Linked DNA regions of Mus musculus: all the other regions are linked to region 1. A link is a loop called in an ENCODE intact Hi-C map of the cell type or tissue named here. Cell type or tissue: heart. All regions are shown on one strand.

Evidence for each region. Peaks named below come from ENCODE experiments on the same cell type or tissue, not always from the same donor. Only the 100,000 strongest peaks of a DNase experiment are listed, where the experiment ranks them.
Region 2: a loop joins it to region 1, with 9 times the contacts of the local background. A loop is called at or near these places in 5 of 42 quality-filtered maps.
Region 3: it touches region 1 in a loop (2.6-fold over the local background); 6 of 42 quality-filtered maps call a loop at or near these places.
Region 4: a loop joins it to region 1, with 1.9 times the contacts of the local background. A loop is called at or near these places in 2 of 42 quality-filtered maps.

What each region holds. Positions count from the first base shown.
Region 1 is chr15:53,136,303-53,141,302 of GRCm38, reverse strand. All of the region lies in intron 1 of Ext1 (exostosin glycosyltransferase 1), which reads left to right. Among named protein-coding and RNA genes, the nearest start is that of Gm41323, 210 kb to the right of the region's middle. In heart, no CTCF peak of the experiment used is centred here; DNase peaks (open chromatin) are centred at 862, 1,822 and 2,212; H3K27ac peaks cover 1,045 bases.
Region 2 is chr15:53,256,649-53,261,648 of GRCm38, reverse strand. The region is part of intron 1 of Ext1 (exostosin glycosyltransferase 1); the gene reads left to right. Among named protein-coding and RNA genes, the nearest start is that of Ext1, 87 kb to the left of the region's middle. In heart, no CTCF peak of the experiment used is centred here; DNase peaks (open chromatin) are centred at 2,258 and 3,148; H3K27ac peaks cover 445 bases.
Region 3 is chr15:53,245,115-53,250,114 of GRCm38, reverse strand. All of the region lies in intron 1 of Ext1 (exostosin glycosyltransferase 1), which reads left to right. Among named protein-coding and RNA genes, the nearest start is that of Ext1, 99 kb to the left of the region's middle. In heart, no CTCF peak of the experiment used is centred here; DNase peaks (open chromatin) are centred at 1,614 and 1,924.
Region 4 is chr15:53,222,337-53,227,336 of GRCm38, reverse strand. The region is part of intron 1 of Ext1 (exostosin glycosyltransferase 1); the gene reads left to right. Among named protein-coding and RNA genes, the nearest start is that of Ext1, 120 kb to the left of the region's middle. In heart, a CTCF peak has its summit at 3,015; DNase peaks (open chromatin) are centred at 2,966 and 3,566; H3K4me3 peaks cover 242 bases; H3K27ac peaks cover 1,192 bases.

The DNA of each region.
Region 1 (5,000 bases):
AAGCTCAGTTTGCCTCCGTTTCCTGAGTATTTAGGATTATAAGTGTGTATCACCACAGCAGACTCTTATTTTTTGGGAAAACCCCATAAATATTGCACCACGCTGTTGCCCTTGTTCTTCCTTACTTCCAGGAAGTAGAGAAAGAGAAAGAGAAAGAGAAGCAGTGAGGAGAAGGGAAGGAACTCTTTCAGGGGTCTGTAGGATCACTTAGCGAGTCATGATTCCTGCTCTCAAGCCCAGGAAGCTGAGTTCTATCTGTAGCATCCACATCTGTAGCATCCACATCTGTAACATCCACATCTGTAGCATCCACATGGTGGAAGGAGAGAAGTAACTGGTTCAGGTTGTCCTCTGCCCTCTAACACACACACTGTAGTACACACACGCACTCCCACCTACATACACACATAGTAATAAATGAAATATAATTTAAAAAAAACTGTCTCAAAAGGCTGAAGTTGACCCCAAACATCCTGTGTAGCTGGGACTGGCCTTCAATTCCTGATTCTTCTTTTGTCTCCAGCCCCTTAGTGCTAAGTAAGATTAAGGGAATGGGCCACCATGTCTGGCTTTCAACTTTTTTTTTTTTTTTTAAGAGTCACTCTGCTGTCGACTAGTTTTCCTTACTGTTGCAGGCTCACCCTGGCCTCCCTTTACAGGAAGCAAAATCATCACCAGTAATTGCTGCAAGAGGGTTTAGACAGGACTGGTGTTTCCCACATGTTGCTAAGAAACAGAGCCCTCAGATGCCCTTTAGAACTGCGGAGGTCTGTCTTTCTAGTGGTCTAATTCTGCTTACTTACTTCGTAGCAAAGCTTCCAGTGTCTTTTGTTCTCTCCGACTACTTCCTCCCACTAGCCAACCCCAAGTACCATACGGATGTCAGGAAGCCTGTGCTGGCCAGAGCAGGAGACAGGCCCTTCCTTCCACGATGCAGGCTCTCTAGCTGCTGAACTTCTGGAAAGAATGATTGAGGGTTGGAAGAAACCGTTTGACATCCAACCGCAAAGGGAAAAATTAGTCCTGTGACCCTCTCTGGTTCTGTTTCATTCTGCATCCTGCGTACTTTATGAGGAACAACAGCCATGGGAACGGGAGTTATATTTCTCTTTAGAAGATTCGGTCACAATTTAATGGTGATCACAAGTCTGGAGGAAAGACAGGGTTGGAAGTCCTAACTGTACTTTCTTTTAGCTGCTGTCTAAGTTCTGAAAAATGCTACAGCCATTCATCCGCCGTGTTTAATTTCCCATCCCCCAACTCAGGACAGAACATATTCTTACACTGTTGACTTCTGCTGTTTTCCTGCTCTAGCCTATGCTCGGTGAGATGAAGCCAACTGCCCCACTTTGTAAGAAAGTCTTGAAGAAGCATTACGCTCCATTCTCCTTGCTGTTCCCTCTGCCATGAAAGCAATTATATTCTAGAGGCAAGGAAGGTATTGTGTTGCCTGGGTCCCATGGAAAGCATGCAGACTATAGCACTCAATATAACTCTATGACTGTGAGATAGTGGCTCATTTGTTACTGCAGCTTACGTTAACCCAAACGGACTAGCATACCATGTGCATCACACTGCCATGCTAATATTTCTCAGGTTTAGCACTAGAATCATTAAATGGTGTAAAACACCATTCCCTGCCGAGTTTGTCCGCAGATTGGTATTTAGAAAACAGTTTTCCAAAAGGAGGGTTGATTGTGTTCTAGTACTATCCTGAAGGTGAAGACTTACTAGACGCCTGTATCTTAATAAATGCATCGAATCCTGCAGGAAACCAACATTGTTGTATTCTGTGACCTGAACCTCGCCTTTGGCGTAACCCACCAAGCCCTCCCACTCATTGGCTCAGTTCCTCTGTATTGTCATAGTTAGGCCGGTTTTAAGAAGCAGTACTAAAGAACTTCCCACTGAGACATTTCAACACAGAGAGGCTTTCTGATCTCTTTAAAATAAAATGGTTAAAAAAGGTCCCGTGGGAAGAGTTTTCCTCCTTAAGCAGACTCCTGTGGAAGTGTTTACATTTGGATTGGGGGTCTAATTATTGTTTTTCCCACCACAGATCTACCATAGTTGCATCATAGTGCAAGGGTCAGTTTTGTGGGTCACACCCACCAGTGCTCACTGGGCTCATGACCGTCACTCACTTCCCTTCCCATCGCTGGGGCTTTTCCTGGGTAGTGCTCTAACTTCTTAGCCGTCCCTACATCTGTTTCATCATTCATGGTGTGACCTTCCTTTGGGAGGCCAACAAAATCTTAGCAAGTCCAGCAACCCTGGCCTCGGGTTACTGAAGTCATGTAGGACAGAGGTGAGCCCACAAAGGGAAAGTCTTGAGCAAATGCAACAACAAAAGCTATAATTAAAATCTAAGGTCTCCGAGACACTTAGTCATTAGAGCTGGAATGCCCAAGTATTGTAACATGTTCCAGCATCATGGTTAGTTCTGTGTCCAAACCAGTGACTACTTTTAGAAACATCCGCTCCAGATGACCATATAGTTTTTCTGTTTTTCTGTTGTCCTCTTTCCCAAAGACAGGGAGATCCAATGTCTATGAATGCTTGTGGCGTCTGTATGTAAATTTGGTTGTTAACTTCTTTTTTTGTCATGATTTTAGCACCTTAGAAGGATACCTATGACATTGCTCAGCAAGTTTTTGTGCAATGAAGAATGGATGGCAAACAGAAAAAAAAAAGTTACTGTTTAATTTTGCATCAGCCTTTAATACTTTACTGTTAGCGTTGTGTCTTATTAGGAAAAGGACGAAGAGAAAGCCCAAGTTATGATCTTTTACAATGAGATGCACTACATCGCTTATATTTTTACTGCTATTTACATATTTTGTTTTGAGGTATATTGTTCATCCAGGCTTCTCTGTATAGCTCGGGCTGGCCTTGAATTTAGTGTGTAGGTAAGGTTGATCTTGGACTCCTGATCCCCTCACTTCCTTAATGCCAGGATTATAGAACAAAAGCCCATGGCTACTGTGCCTAGCTTCCTATATATTTACTTCTGTTATCGGGGAGGAAAGTCTTTTTAAGAAATAGCGGGGGCTGGTGAGATGGCTCAATGGGTAAGAGCACCCGACTGTTCTTCCGAAGGTCCAGAGTTCAAATCCCAGCAACCACATGGTGGCTCACAACCATCTGTAACAAGATCTGACGCCCTCTTCTGGAGTGTCTGAAGACAGCTACAGTGTACTTACATATAATAAATAAATAAATCTTTAAAAAAAAAAAAAAGAAATAGCAATTTGGGGCTGGGAGGGTGCTCCATATGTAGGAGCATCTGAACCATTGTTGCATTGCCAGCATCTGTACACCGCCGCTCACAGCCAACAGTAAGCTCTGATGCCAGTGCTCTCTTCTGGTCTCACACTTAGCACTTGGCCCTTACATGGTGCCGAGTTATATACATACACTCAGACATGATATTCTTACACGTAAAATCAAAATAAATTATTTCTTAAAAAAAAAAAAAAGACAGAAAACACCACAATACCAAACCCTACTTATCAACAAAGACCAAAAGGGTGGCATATTTTTTAAGCACTTTCCTAAGATTCTGTCATAAATCTTTGGTCTGGAGTGAAATCTATTTTAAAATAACGTTTCTGCAATAACCCGTTCTGTGCTCCTTCCTGGTTCGGATCTGAGTTCTCGATTCCCCTGTGCTCTTTTGCAATCTCTCCGTCCCCGTCTGTGCACGGGCCCCTCCTTCCCTGCCTCTAAATCCTATCGTTCTTTAAAATTCATTTCAAGTGTCATTTCCTCTGGATACACCCCTCATGAGTTAGATGCTTCTCTATCTTAGCGCACCCTGATGCTCTCTGAGTATACTTCCAGCACATCCTATTTATCACTCTTTATTGTGCCTGTTTGATCAATGGTTAGATGATTAAACTCTTAGCGCCTCCAGGCCAAGGCTTGAATATTACTCATCTCTGCATGGTGGGCAACTCATGGAGTGTCTTGGCACCAATAGGTGCTTAGAGTATTTTCTGCTTGTATTCACTTCGGTTCTTTATGTTCAAGAAAACAGCTTGTTACCCAGTAGCATCATCCTTCCTGCAGCCACTTGCCTGGAAAGCTGGAAGGGGGTTTCTTCCTCCAGTTTCAGCAGCCACCATGGCCCCTGTCTACTACTGGCCCACGAAGAAAGGCCAGGCGGACAGTTGTTCCTCGTCCTGGTGGCACATCCCTCTAGACCTAGTCACCGCTCAGAGATTCCACCACACATTGTCTCTAGGGTTAGGATTCTCATGCATGGGAAATTTGTGAGGACACAGTCATGCCATGTAGTTGACTCTATCACTCTGAATTGCTGAGTTTGAAGGTGCACCCCAACACTTAGGAGGCAGAGGCAGGAGAATTATCATCTTGAAAAACAATCTGGGATATAGAGCAAACCCATCTTAGAAAACCAAGGCTTGAAAGTATGGCTAGCTATATAGCACTTGACTAGGGTGTTTAAGACTCTTATGACCACCTGACTTGTAATTCCTTGCTGAGCCTTGAATAAAACCTAGTGTAGTATACAGAATCCCATCTGGTTTTCCGAACCCTGAACTAGATATATATTTCCTGGCAGTTGTTTTCTTGGCCTCAGAATTTTATCTGTGTATGTTTGCCAATCTTAGATGTTAGTTGTAATAGAAGAAATATATATTTTAAAAGTACAATAACAGTATAATATTACCATGTCTTTTCTTTCATTTTACAAATAATACAACTAAGTTTTTTAAATTTTTTAATAAATTAGAATCACCAAAAATCCAATATTTCTTTAATATTATCACAATTAGCAGCTCTCTAGAATGACATAGAGATATTAAGATGGGTGCTCCGTTAAGTTAGGTGTCACAGAGTGCATGGGATTCTACTTTCATTTTGTAAACTAGACAATCCCTTAGCACAGTGTTAGTCTCGTTCTTTACCTATAGCTGTGCAATCACTGAGCTGGGTAAAATGTTGTGATGTACCAATTAAGAACATCCTATGTT
Region 2 (5,000 bases), 120 kb before region 1:
TTTTTGAAAAATATTAGCCTACATTAAATTTAAATGTAATTGAACATTTTAATTGAAAAATTAACCTACATCAAAAAGAAAAAGATTTGGTTTAATTCTGTCTTCTCCAAGTTGCTCAGTAATATCACTATATGACAGCCTGACAATTTGTGTTGTACATTTTACATGTAGCATTTTATTTGGTCTGTGTAGCTAAGCATAATGTCAGAAGCATCTGACTTTATAGCCAGAGAAGCTGTGGTCCAGAGAGAAGAAAGGCTCCATGGAAGGCCACTGAAATAGCACGGTGAGGGCTAAAGAACCACACAGACCACACCTTACCTTACACATCCTACTCCTCTCCCTTTCCATCATGCTCGCCCGTATGTGATGCTGTTTAATCAATCAGGTAGAGTCCTGAAAGCAACTCAGTTAGTGCTCAGCTGCAAAGGGCAGATGCTGAATTCGAATCAATGAAGACTGTGCTACAGCCATGGTTAACTACACTGGCAGCCTTGTCTCATTCTGGCCAGCTGATTATTTGGGAAACTATCCCTGTGTTTGATCAGATAATGCACTAAAACATAGTTGTAAGGAGCGTTATCGAATCTGTAATGTATTTTAGATAACGCAATTAAAATAGTTCTGTTTTTACTTGATGGGTTTAAATCCAAGTCTCTCTTCGACACACATACCAGCACCTAGCAAGGAGTGGAGTGGAATGTGGCATAAAAGTTGAAATCGGTGATACGTAAAGAAGGGACCATGAGGTGTTCTTTCCAATTCCAGCAAGGCTGAAAACATGAAAATCTCAAATACTGTGAGGTTAACCACTTACTTACCTTTCCGGTGACTGCAGAAGCGGAGATGGGCCTGTTATCTCAGCTAGTAATTTCTGCATGAAATTCTATTAAAACCGTCTTTGGGTAGACTTTTTAGAAGGAGTCCTACTGAAGCCCCGAATACAGAATTTATATTCACTCCCTTTTTTAAAAGACCTGGCAACTTGCTTCAGAGACACTGGAGGAGCCTTTGAAACGAGGGCTGCCTGACATTTTTGGGTGTCTTTTCAACAATGGGGTAGTCAGAGGTCTGCAACATGAGAACATAAAAGAACCATTTCCCGTGTGTTGAATTTACTGCTTTTGGTTATTAGCCACTGCTGGCTTCAAGGCTGTGCTGTTGGTGCTTCTGTGGGCCGGACGTGAGTACCTCATCTCTGCCACTTTCCATTGTTAACTTTGGGAAGACTCGTTTAACCTTTGCCTTAATCCAACTATAAAAGCAGGATGCAGACACATGTTTAACAGTACATCAAGTACTTAAAATAGTGTCTGGCACCCAGAAAAGATGTCTTTTCCTCTTAACTTGTTAGAATGGGACATAATGATAGGGAAGGAAATAGTCCGCCACCCTACAGCCTTGAAGGCATGGTTGAAGGTCATTCTGAGGAGCCTTAAGCATTCCTTTTCCCAGTGCAGACGATGAGAGATGCAGGATCACAGGACACGACTCTCCCTGTTCTACAGTTTGTACCCATTATTGATTGTGTGGTGGCTTCTAACAGTGTAATGCTGGCTTCTGCACTTTAACGATTATTCTTCTCGTAAGCATGTCTCTGCCTCACATTCTGTTTTCTATACACAGGCATCCTGTGCACAGTGGTTCCCAGCACTGTCTAGAGATAAATGCTCGTGACTTCAGTCTCCCTCTACGGAAGACGCCATTCTGTCTTTCTACCACCTCTTTCCTTTCCTGTCCCATTGTCCTGCTTACCACATGAAAAGGACCAAGGGTGGAAATCAAACGTAGGAAACTAACGGTTTCAGAAACGAAGGGCTGGATTTCTAAAGCCTTCATAATATATTATTATTTTGATATTTTTGTGTTTGGATCTTTAAGGTTTTTTTGTTTGTTTACGTGTTTGTTTTCATTTTTATTTTTTCCTCCTCTGCTTCCAAAGTCTCCAGAAGCACGTTGGTCATGGTTTTACAGCTTTGCAGTGATGGGTGCGATAGTTGCTTTTTTTTTATTGAACCATAGATTGCAGCATTGTAAAGCTTACTCATTCGGAGGAGGAATGAAGGCCATTTTTAATTGCACTTGGGAAGTGGGACAGTCTTATTAAATTAAACCTGCATCTGTATTGAAAGGAAGAGAGAGAAAACAAGATTGTGTTCTCTTTGGGATTTGGAGTTTCCCAGAGCTGGAGTGAACTCAGGGCTGCATGACAAAAGCTGTAGCTCCAGTCTCTTGGGATTCTGAGTCAGAATTTCCTCAGTCCTGTGATTAACCACATCTACCCATAACCATGACAAATTAACCAACCAGGGACACACACACACACACACACACACACACACACACACGTGCTTACAGCTAGGAGAGTGGCATAGAGAGTTTTATAGTAAAAACATCTATGGCTATGCCTGTCCACTTTGTTAGTTTACTAGGACGGCCATGGCAAAAGTCCATGAAAATCAGTAGCTTAGGCCACACCAGCCTTATGTTATAGAGCCTAGAGGTCTAAGACCTGGGTATCTGCAGGCTGCTTCCTTCATCCAGCTGACAGATGCCTTTTCCTTTTCTCTGCTCCTTTGACCTTCCTTGGTTTACAGAACCTTTGTCCTGTCTTCATCTTCAAGTCAGTAATGCATTCAAGTTTCCTCTCTCTCCTCCCCCCCCCCCCCCCCTTCACTTACAGGCTCATCCAAACCCAGACTTTCTCCTCTTGTAAGGACGTGAGTCATATGTGTTTCAGGGCCCATTCTGCTCTATCATAACCTTTTAACATAAGTACTCTTATATAACAATGCTCTTATTTCCATACAAAATCACAGTCAAGAGATAATGAGGATTATGGCTAGGAGAGGGACATAATTCAACCTCAAACATACTTGTGAGTTTGCCTTTCTTGGTATTCCTCTGTGTGTGTGTGTGTGTGTGTGTGTGTGTGTGTGTGTGTGTGTGTGTTTTAGTTACAACTTTCTGTGATAGGTTGTTGAGTAGTTCTCACAAGTATTGAAATTGCTTGGAAGGGGGAAAAGCATTATGCAACGAACGGCACTAATTTCCGTCTTGACATTTCAGGGAGCGATTCTGGAAAGTGAGGCAGCTCTGAGCCAATGCGTGGAGGAGCCTGTGCGAGAGAGCTCATTCCTTTTGTTGCATTTTTTTTTCCAGAGATTCTTTTGGCAGCGCTGGGCCCAGTCCAGATGCCTTCCACGTCAGGTGGCTTAAGCATGTGTGTGCACGATTGTGTGCAGGGTTGTGCGCAGCCAATTACAGTTGGAAACAGTTGCTTAGCCAGCAATTAGGTTCCTTGCCGTCTAGAATTACATTGCTTTAAATTAAGATTCTGCAGATTTGAGTTGCTTTGATAATTTTGCAAAATCCATTTTGAGGTTATAGCTAAAAATGTAATCTTCCAATTAGGAGGGTTTTTTTTATCTGATACCTGTTTTGTTCATTAGGCTGTGGGCCTATTTTAATTTTTTTTTTTTTTTTTTGCTTGCTTTATAAATCAGTCGCAAGAGTGTAAGTCAGCCAGAGGAAGGGAGGGGAATCCTGTGTCTTTGGCCCTAAAGGTGACTTTCCTAAGGAGCCGATTCAGTTTTGTTACTTTTTCTCTTCTAAATGCATCATATAGTTTGTGTGTGTGTTTCAAGTAAAGCCCAAGGTTTTACAAGAGGCAAAACCTCTCACAACTGAACTCTGTTGTTTAAATATGAACTAGTATTCTATTATTAAACCAGGCCAGCTGAGACAAGCTTTTTAATTAGCCTACAAAAGAGAGGAAACAGTGTGAGGCGAATGAGGTAGTTTTACTTAGGAGGAATGTCTTGGAGGCTTAAAAACCGTCTTCCGCTGACCAGATTTGGATCCATTTACACTAAAATCTTGACTTTGTTCCCTCTGACGATTACCTTATCTCTGTAAATGCACTTACCAGTACTCGAGGGCACAGAATGCTACGAGCCACAAACATTGTTAAAGTGTACTAGGAAGTTGACCAGTATGCCGTGTGTCCCCGGAATTCATCTTTATGGTTTCTGCACGGTGATCCTGTTCCTTTGAACCAGCACGAGGAAGAGACTGAGCCCCACCATGATCGAGAGGCCTGCTGCTGCCTGTCTAGTCTCTAACTCACTATTCTGTGATGGTGGGAACCTTTGGCTTGTTGTTTTTTTTTGTTTTTTTTGTTTTTTTTTTTTTTTTTGTGTTTGTTTGTTTGTTTTTTTGAGACAGGGTTTCTCTGTATAGCCCTGGCTGTCCTGGAACTCACTTTGTAGACTAGGCTGGCCTCGAACTCAGAAATCCGCCTGCCTCTGCCTCCTGAGTGCTGGGATTAAAGGCGTGCGCCACCACGCCTGGCTACCTTTGGCTTGTTGTATGCAAGCAGTAAGCAGAGGTGAGTTTGAGATGAGTTTGCACGTGCTATAGGTTATTTTTTCCTGAGATGATTTTTTTGCGTCTTGTTCACTCTGCGGCAGCTTGGCGTAGCTCCTGAGAGAGTTGAGCCTTCTGGTTGGCAAGGCTCAGAGCAGAAGGTGACCTCAGTGGGGCTAGTCCTTCAGCCCTTGCTTCCCCTCCCATCTTCCCACCACACTGAAGTCCCTTTTGTTCTTTGAAACCAACTCTGCTTTTATAGATCTGCAAGGCCTTGTCCCCATTGTGCATCTGGATGGTGTCTGTCCCCTTTGGCTTATTACTGTGTTCGTTTTCTTGGGCCATTGAAAGAGAACACTGCAAATTGTGTGTCTTTACACAGCAGGGGAGAAGTCTGGAGTCATGAGGTTTGGAGGGCAGTGCTCCCTTGGTAGTTTCTAGCCTTACTATGTCTCTGTTCCTTCTGGTGATAGCAGGCAGCCCTGGCTTTTGGCAGCTTTTTCTTCTACCTTTCCTCTTCCCATTAAATTCTAATAAGTATCTCCCATAATTGTTGCCATCTGAGCCAGGGCAATTCAGATAGATTAATTAATTAGCTAACTTATTTATTCATTGATGTGCTGGGACTAGAA
Region 3 (5,000 bases), 110 kb before region 1:
TAAGGCAAAAATTTTGGCTACATTGTAAATTTATTTTTTTGAGAGCTCAAAGATACATCATATTTACCTTAAGTATAAATCTTAAAGCAGGACACTGCCACTGTTATTGGATTGCTTTGCTAAAATGAATGCTTCTGTAATGTTGCTTTGCCTTTATTTCCATGAAAGTTTCTGTTTAAAATAATACAGAGGTCTGGAGGCATGGCTTCCTGGTTAAGAGCATTTCTTTCTCTTGCAGAGGACCCAGGTTTGGGTCCCAGCACTCACATAGTGGCTCACAGCCATCCATAACTCTTTTAGCAGGGAATCTAACACCCTCTTCTAACCTCCACGGGCAGCACGCATGCACGTGGTACACAGACATACATCTAGGCAAACTCTACACAAAATAAATAGATCTAATGAAAAATAAAAAAGGCTGAGAAGTGTTTGCACACGTGTATGCATGTGTGTAGCTGGGACAGAACCCAGGGCTTTGTGTGTCCTGTATATTGGTCTATATCTTTACATGGGAGAAGCTGTCAATTAGCTTTTCTGTTCTAGGTTGTCTTTGCAAGATTCTGAATTTTTTGGGGGGAACTGCTATTCTAACCTGGGAGCCTTATGTGGGCTTTCAGAAACCCCTGAAAGCCCATGAAACTGTAGGCTAACTTTGGTGTAAGTACATACTGATTTCTCAGGGCATCTGTCCTTAGGTGGGAGCCTCTAGTTTGTAGTAAGGTCTCAAAGACAATCAGGAGCCACTGAGGTTACTTTAAACTGTTTTAAACGGTTGTCACCGTGCAAGGAGGCAGAGGACCTTATACAACCTGTCTATTCTCTCTACTTGTTCGTTATGATTGTGGTACTTAGTCTGACTGTCAGTTGATAGTGTTTTGAGTTAAGAGAGACATCTAGATCTGTCAGGGGGGAATTTCCAGAGGAGTTTATCTGAGGAGGGGAAACCCCATCCTGAGTGTGAGTGGCACCATCCGATAGGCTGGGCTCCCGGACTGAACAAAAAGGAGAGAGCCATTGTTCTTCTTTCTCTGCTTCCTGACTGGGCACAATGTGACCAACTGCCTCTCCTGCCCTCCCAGCCAAGGCTGCCCCCTGCACCACACCTTTCCAGCTGTGATGGACAGTACCAAGAACCTGCGATCCCAAGGGCACCCTTCCTTAAGTTCTTTTTGTCAGATCTCATGTTATAATAAGAAGGAAATGAATGCTTTAATCACCAACTGTTTAAATCATTGACCCCCCCCCCCCCGCCCCCCAGCATGATATAAAACTCTGGATTCTGTGCTTGGAAGGCTAGGCAGCCCTTGGTTGCATTTTTACCTGGAGATACTCTTGCAGAGCTAAGTGTCCTCTCAAGGTGCTTGTGTTCTCTAGTTTTCCCAGGTCCTTTTAATGGAAATCCCAGAATGCTGTGGTCTAAATGACATTTACTAACTAGCTTGGGTAGATAAGGAGTAGGTTCTAGTCTGTTTTCGTTCAAAAGCAACTTCTGCATGTGCGTAGTGTTTGACAGATAATATGAGACTCGGAGATTAGATATTGGCCTAAGACGTTAGTTCGTTGCAGGATGTTAGAACAATGGGAACTTTAGACTCAGGACTATCTGGCTCAGCTCTCACATTGCTTCCACAGAGCTTCAGTTGTCTCCCATTATTGTGTCAGTAGACCCTCACAGTGTTGTTAGCAGTAGGAAAGTATCATTTCCAGTTCACAAATGAGCAACCCAAAACTTGGTCCAGCTCTCTAAGGAATGCACTATGCCTGAAAGAAAGGGCTGGAGTCTCGCCCCATGTTCTCCCTTAGTTGTTCATAGAACCTTTAGAGGTGGAAGAACTCCGATGTCATTTGCAGCCAAGATATTAATGATTCTAACACATCTGATATAAAGACAAAAGCAGGAAAGGTGTTATGTCCCCATTGTTGATGTTCTCTAGGGACTTGTGCAGTGTTCCTGGAGTCAGTTGGATAGTGATTGGGAGAGACCTACTCCTAGCAAAATGCTAACTGGTTCTGGGGATTTTAAGGCCTGGCCTGCAAAGAGGAGGAGTTGTAAGATTGGGATAAGGAATTGATTTCCAGAGCCCCATGAAATTAGGTAGCACACCTCCCCAATACAGTAGAAAGGACTCATTACTTTTTAGAAGACTAGACATCAACGGGCCATATGAATGTTGCCTTAGCTGTGTTCATACTAAAGTGGGAAAGGGATGTTCTGTTGTGCAGTGTTAATGGAGACCTGTGGCAGTTCATTGCATGGGAATATGTTAAGCACAGTAGTGAATGCTGTATATAATAAGAGACATTTATAAGGCAAAGAACAATGAATCATAGATGTGCTGTTTTCCTGGGCAATCTACTTCCTATCAAAGAGTTTCAAGTCATTTTACAATTGTGATGTACATATGACATAGAAGAAAAGGTAGAGAGATGGCCCATTATCTCACAGGAGAGCATCCATGGCGAACACACCTCTTACCAGATGTTCGTTCTGGCTGCCTCATGTGCCAGTTCTCATGGCCTTATTTGACTGCTGGTTTCTTCAGTTTTCTCCTCGTAAAATAAGCATGTAATAACCCCGAGAGACTACTGGACAGGTTATTGAGTTACCACACACTAAACACCACATAGCTGTTCTCAGCTGCTGCCTCTGTTGTATGTTTCCGATATCTCCTTCTGAATTCTCCTCTTGTAATAAAAGGTCACCTAGAGCGTAGACACTGGTGAGAGCCCAGACATAGAAGCTGGAAGTTTGGTGTCTTTTGTTGCTGTTCCTTAACTCTGAGAGTCTGTGGCTGTAGAGAAGCCTGGGATATCCTTCAAAGACAAGTGGCATTATTGAAGCATGGGATGGCCTATGGCCTGAGTCACCTATTTTGTTGCTCTGTGCTATCTTGTAAGTCATTCTTAGGTTCAAGGCTGCGTTCCTCCATCTCCTCATTAAGTTGGGATAAAACGTCTGTCTTTCACACATTGGCAACATGTAATTCATGACGATTAAGTGCACATATGTTCCATTAGTCCTTGTAACTCTGAGGATTATTATGGGAAACATTTCTAGTCTCAGATCCCATACATCTAAATATCTCACCTCAGTCCTCATCAGCACAGTTAACTCACCAGAATACCTGAAGATACAGAGATTGTCTATCACCTGTGGAAGTGGGCAGTCTGATTGTTTGTGGGCAGTGGGTGACATGCGTGAGATGGCAGCAGAAGGAAATTCCTGACCTGTGATGTGAGGGAAGCTGGATTAGAACTCTGAGGATGCTGAACTCCAGCTGCAAAGACTGAGAACAGAGAGGGTCCAGGCCGTTGCTGAGTGCTGGGGAGATGCTCAGCAGACTGCACTTGGTGGATGTCCACACGGTGCTTCCTTCCACCTTGTCCCGTAGTGCCTGTACGCTGGAGTGTCCATCTTTCCTCTTCCTCAGCCAGACATTTGGAATATTTTGCTATTCTGCTCACCCTTCTCTTTTCCTCCTGCATTGGCTCATTCTTAAAAACAAAACAAAACAAAACAAAAACCAACCCCTTTTTAGCGTTTGAATATTTATCTAGGAGATCACTTCTCAGGCCCACCCAGTAAATCACATATGCCCATACAAATATGCACATGAGCATATACATATACACAGACACACATGCATGGAAGTCCCTGTTCTATGAAGTTCTCATTCTAGCTTGAAACAGGAAAAGAAGAAGACATCTAGTGTGTTCTTGAGGATTGTTACGGGTTTCTCCACAGTTTAGTTTCTCCTTCTAAGACCTGGGAGGTTGTATGCTCATTGGGCATTCTTTCATCCCTGGGACTTACTAGTCTAATTGCCTAAACGGTACAAACCTGTTTTTTAAAAACGGACTTCAGACTGTCTCTTAAGAGGCCTTATTTTTGTAATACAGTGAAATTTCAGGGAAAAAAATGTTTAATCTGGTATTTGCTAAGAATGTTGTCAACATATTAGAATGTGAAGGTGGCCCTGGCTTTTAGTTCTTTGTGCTGGAAGGGAAAGCAGAGATAAGTACACAATGGGAAAATGGGCCACATTTGAAGTAAGTAAATAAGAAAATGAAGGATGTTATTTAGCTATGCTGGAGGTCAGTTTCCAATGAGTTCTGTTTTTCTGTGGGGTTTGTCTCTGAGGATATAATAAATAGTAGGTAGGTAAGCTTTATACTGAGAAATATTTAAATCGAAATCAAAGTGGAGGAAATGTATGTTTTGACTTGAACACGTATGTTTGATTATGGGGCAAGTAGAAAGTGTTGCCTGTGAGAATTTTAAAATGTCTGTGAAGTTTTTTGTTTTGTTTTTGAGTTCATAGATAAAAAAATTGCAAGCTCTGTCTCTCTGATTTTGCTCGTGTTACTGTCTGGCTTTTAAGGCAATTGCTCCTTTTCTCCTTCCCTGTTTAACATAAACATCTGATCCCCTTGAATATTATGTAAAAGGCTGTAATGCAGCCTGTCTCAAGCTATGGGTTGTGACCCGTTAGAGGTCAAATGGTTTGTATATCAGATAACCCTGAATATCAGATATTTATACTATGATTCATAACAATAGCAAAATTAGAGTTATGAAGTAGCAACAAAAATAATTTTTAAAAAAAGATTTATTATTATACATAAGTACACTGTAGCTAACTTCAGAAGCACCAGAAGAGGGCGTCAGATCTCATTACGGGTGGTTGTGAGCCACCATGTGGTTGCTGGGAATTGAACTCACTCAGGACCTTTGGAAGAGCAGTCAGTGCTCTTACCTGATGAGCCATCTTGCCAGCCCAACAAAAACAATTTTATGGTTGGGTGTCACCACAACATGAGGAATCTTATTAAAGGGTCGCAGCCTTAGGAAGGTTGAGAACCACGGTTTGTAGTGGTATCTGGGAATTATTGAAGTCTGTTTCCTCAGTGGCTGTTTGGAGCTAAAGGACCTACCAGGAAAAGTGTAAATACATGTTGTGATTTAATTTTGTCTGGTATAAAGTTGACAGTTAATGCAT
Region 4 (5,000 bases), 86 kb before region 1:
CCTTCTCGTATTTTGGTTTCAGGAGATTGGTTGGCAGCTTCTTTCAGCTCCAGCTCTCATACACACCCTTGAGAGTCTGGCTCCTGTCTTGTTCTGCCTCCAGCCCTCCTCTACTCTGTTTAACACCAAACTCCCCTGATGGTCCTTTCCACATGTTAAAGCTTATCATGGCCTCATCTCTTAGAACCCATCTTAGTGGCTTCTCTTCTGCATGATATAGCTTTAGCTACTTTTCAGGCCTGGATGCTGCCATGCTCCTTGTCATGGTGATAATGGACTAATGTCTGAAACTGTATCTCAAGCTCAGCTAAATGCTTTCTTTTATAAGAGTTAATTTGGTCATGGTGTCTCTTCACAGCAATAGACCAGTGGCTTAGACTCTCATAGACCCTACAGAAACAGAGTGGGTTCTGTTTTGTCCATGCACGCTCTAGGGTTTAGTATATACTTGTTACCAAAGTGAAGAGTACGTTCTTGTATTTTCTCCTGTATGCTCCAGGGAGAAGAGTCAGAGAAGACAGCCATAGAGCTGATGAAAAGCACGGCTTGAGCTTGCTCATTACTGTTAGCTTTGGAAACAATGGCTTGCCCCCTTCTCTAACCCTTTGAAGCAAATGCACACATGTGTTCTCATTGCATGGCTCTAAATGTTTCCATTAAAACGGTATTGGACTGTTTGATGTCTGCAATATTGACCTGGCTTCCGCCAAGACCAGTTCTGTCTTTTTAGTGGGAAAGGGAGCTATTAAGTGCTCATGTGTGACGTTAAAGCTATTATGTCTGAGTTAGCAAATACAAGTTTGGATTCTCTATCGCTCACTCCCTCTTTCTCTCCCTCTTCTCCCCCCTCCCCCTTACTTGTCCTGGTCACTAAGGCTGATATTAGAGACTCTTCCTAATATACCCTGGATGATGGTAGCATGTTGAAAAAAGAAAAGGACAAATCATATCAGCTACCCCTTCAAGAAGATCATAGATCTTATTTGGGAGGAAGGGAACCTTAAGTCAAATTATTGAAGTATGTAGAATATTGAATTTAAGGTTTTGTGACCAACTTTGAGTGATGGGAAGAAGTCAAATTCTTTTTTTTTTCTCCCCCCCCCCTTTTTTTTTTTTTTTTTTTTTTGAGACAGAGTTTTTCAGTGTAGCCCTGGCTGTACTGGAACTCACTCTGTAGACGTTGGCCTTGAACTCAGAAATCAGCCTGCCTCTGCCTCCCAAGTGCTGGGATTAAAGGCATGCACCAATTTTTAAGCAACTTTACAGTTATTTGTGGGGGGGAGGGAAGGGAAGAGAGAGCTCTTCCTCTCCTAGAAATCAGAGGACAACTTCCAGGGGCCAGGTCCCTTTCTTTCATCATGTGGCTAACGATTCAGGTTTGGCAGCTTGTGCCTTATTTTGCTTAGCCATCTTTCCAGCCTGGTAGATGGAATTTTAACATGGTCCCCAAGACTTCCATACTCTACTAGACTCATACTCTCCAGTTGTCTTGTTGAATAAACGTATAAGGGCTACTCCGAAAGGATGATTTTGTAGATAAAATTAAGACCTTAGAGATAGGAATTATCTATTAGATTATTGTGACGAGACCTATCCTATTCTGATGATCTGGAGCCTTCAGAAGGTACTACATATGTCCTGCAGATAAGGATTGACATGGGCTGGAGCATCTCCTTGCTTTTAAAAAGGGAGAGAGTGGACAAGAAAGTCAGGTGTCCTCTGATAGCAGAGACTAGCTTTTAACTGAGGGCAATATGCAAACAGAGACCTAAGGAATTCTGCCACACCATTCCTAGACCGAGACCCATAGCTCCAAAGGACAACACAATTTTAACTATACCTTGTGCAATCCTGGGTGGTAGAGTCAGCCAAATTGTGTCTGTGAGCCAACAGTCAGTGGGTGGTCTTTCCAGTTGCTCTGTTTATGGTAATTGATTACCTTGGTGATAAAAACAAAACGTGTGAATTCTACCGTCTAGTTGTTGGATATGTTGGATGATGGGGGCTGGGGGTGGCAGCGGGTAGTGGTCATCAAGCTAGAAAGGGGCCCAGGAGATGGGGAAAAACAGAGGCTATAAGGGAAGCCATGTGAGCAATACAAGGGCCATTGCTGAGGGTTGAGGATGATAGTGGGGCAGGGGCAGGGCCATGCCGATGGGAGGACAAAGAATCAACCGAGTCTGAGTATGTATGAAAATGCCATATGCAAACCTGTTGCTCTGCATGCCATTTAAATCTTAAAAATTACAGAGACTATAAAGTTCTTCCTTTAAAAGGATCTGTTTACAGTTTCTGTAAGTGCAGAGAGCCGGTCAGTGCCAACCAGGAGGAACTATCAGCGTTGCTTGCCTTGCTCCTTAGGGACCCAGTGAAATGAATAGATAAAAAGGTTTTGTAATTAGTAGATCAACTGTTTATAAATTAATGGGTAGCTCCAAAGTACTACAGGGGACCCAAAATAGTTTCTGCCAAGTGTTTTATCTATTCTTGGAATGGCCTTATTCATGCATTATAATTTGCTTAGCCGTTCGTCCTCCATAGACAGCACAAAGATTAGTTACAACCTCCTCTCCTTTGAATACTGTAGTTTCCTTATTAGTAAAGTCAAACCTGATAACTTTTAAAAACAAACAAACAAACAACGGCAGCAGTTTAAAAACAAAAACCCATTTAGGAACATTATGATGTCTGCAGACATTTTCCTACGGACATAATACTCTTTAAGTCTGTTCACATCCTCATGGCTTCACTCTTGAGGCGTAGGCTCACCCAGCCTCTGGATAGAAGACACCATATTTGGGCAGTCAATAAACCTGCAAATGGTCCCTTGAAAAGGAAGCTACTGATGGATCTGGCTTTTCCATGAATGACAGCATAGCCACAGACAGCAGAGGACCGCTTCCTGGCCCACAGCAAACACCACCCTGCTGTGCAGTCCCTGCATGGGGCTGCCCTCCCAGCAGGGATGTGTGTTTCCCCGGGTGCCTGAGGACTGCAGCTTGGCCTTTTTGTTTACAGGAGAGAGGACAGTGACCTCTGTCTTCCAGCTGCTGTGAATGAAAACAGTGTTGGAGAACCAGAGTGAAGTTTCCACTTTACGAGTCACTGAGGGGGGAGGGGGGAAGGAATGGGCAATCTGGGTGGGGGTGGGGCATATTCTCAACCTTCCCTAGTGAAAGAGTGGGTGGGATAAAGTTCAGACCTTTGGATTAGAACACAGATGATGGGAAAGTGGAAAGAGACTAGTTCTTCAGCAAACTTTCTGGGCAGGCTTTCCATATATTGAGTTTGGAAGAGAAACAGAAAAGGCATACACACAGTTTGTAAGGACTTACTTTTTCAAACAGTGGCATTAATTGTGTACGCTTAGGGATGGGATTCTCCTCTCTCAAGGTCTCTCCCGAAGAGAAACAGCTGCTCATTAGCTAGCTTAGTGTGACTTAAAATCTGGAGGCTGTTCAGCACTGCTGTGTGGCTGTTTCTCAAGTTTTGCTTGGTGGTAACCGTCAAAGAGAAGCTCCTGTCCAGGGTCAGGGAATATGGACGGGGTGGATCCCTCCTGGGTCACCACCTCCTGCCAGGAAGCAAGCTGTGTGGAAGCAAGCAGTGGAAGCTTGCCAAAAAGACATCCTGATCTCGGCACTCCTGGAGCTTGCAAATACCAATTATTTTCAATTGAAAGTTAAATGCATAATTGTATACTGTAACCTTATCATTAGAAATTTGCAACGTTACCGATGACACAGACAGGGTACAGTGATTCAAAAATACCTGGGTTAGTCAGAGAGGCAGTGGTTTTAAGCTCTGACAATTCAAGAAGGTCTCCGAGGTGGTAGCTTTTGAACGGAGACAGAAAATCAGGATGAATCGGCCATGTGAGGAGATGGGGGTAGAGTTGTTCCAAATAGGCTGGATGTAGGCAGATGTAGACCAAGAGGTCAACAGGAACTCTCTGCACATGATCCTTATGACCCTCCTCTTTTCTTCATTCTTCTTGTTTGTTTTTGTTCGTTTGTTTGTTTTTTTAATTTCTTAGATTTATTTTTATTATTTTATGTGTATGAGTGTTTTGACTGCATGTGTGCACCGCTTTCTAGCTTGGTGCACGAGGAAGTGGTGAGCCTCCGTGTAGGTGCCTGGAATCAAACCCTGGTCTTTCTCAACAAGTGCCCCTAAGTGCTGAGCCAACTCTCCATCCCAGATCCACAGGATCTTTCTTCTCTAAGGTTACTTTAGAGCCCAGGTACAAGGGAGACATGGAGGTACAGACTCTGTTTTGCATTTTAAAGAACTGCTTGTTTTATTTGCTTCCACTAACCAGCTTCCTTGGTCCCCCCTCCCTACACTTTCCATCACCCTCTTTCCTTTTGGAGTCTATCAGCCTGTTTGTAGAGATCATGTGATCTTTTTGCATTTTAACCTAATAAAGCAATGTCTTACGGTCAGGGACCAAAAGCTGGGCCTGTCACTTAGAATCCCTTCTACTTGTCCAAGTGGCAAACCTCGGAAGCTTCTCTGCTCTGATATTTTGTCTCCTTGGGTCTTATTATATCTTGCCCTATCTCTATGGCAAGATTGCAGGGAATTATCAAACCTAAAAGCGGTCTATCAGAAGTGCAGTTTCCCCTCTCATACTTACTGTAATGTGTGGATTAGTCATGGAACTGGTTGGTTGGCCACAAACCAGACCTAGCCTTCCCAGTGTCTCTATTTTCTGGAGACAGTCAGTAGAAATATGTCTCAGGAGGTCAGCACTAAGAGTGTGACTCATGTAGCTAAGACTCATCTGTAGATAAACACTTCGGAGCTTCCCTTGCTGTCCCACCACATCCCCAGAGAGAAACAGAACCTTCTTCCTGTCCCACTCCCCTGTCTCACTTTCTCGTATTGAATGTAAGACTTGCATTTACTTAGTTAATGTTTGTATGTGGACACACTTTTTTGTACCGTGAAGTCAGTTTTCTGATGGTCAGAGAACAGTGTTGGGGAGTTCTTTCTGT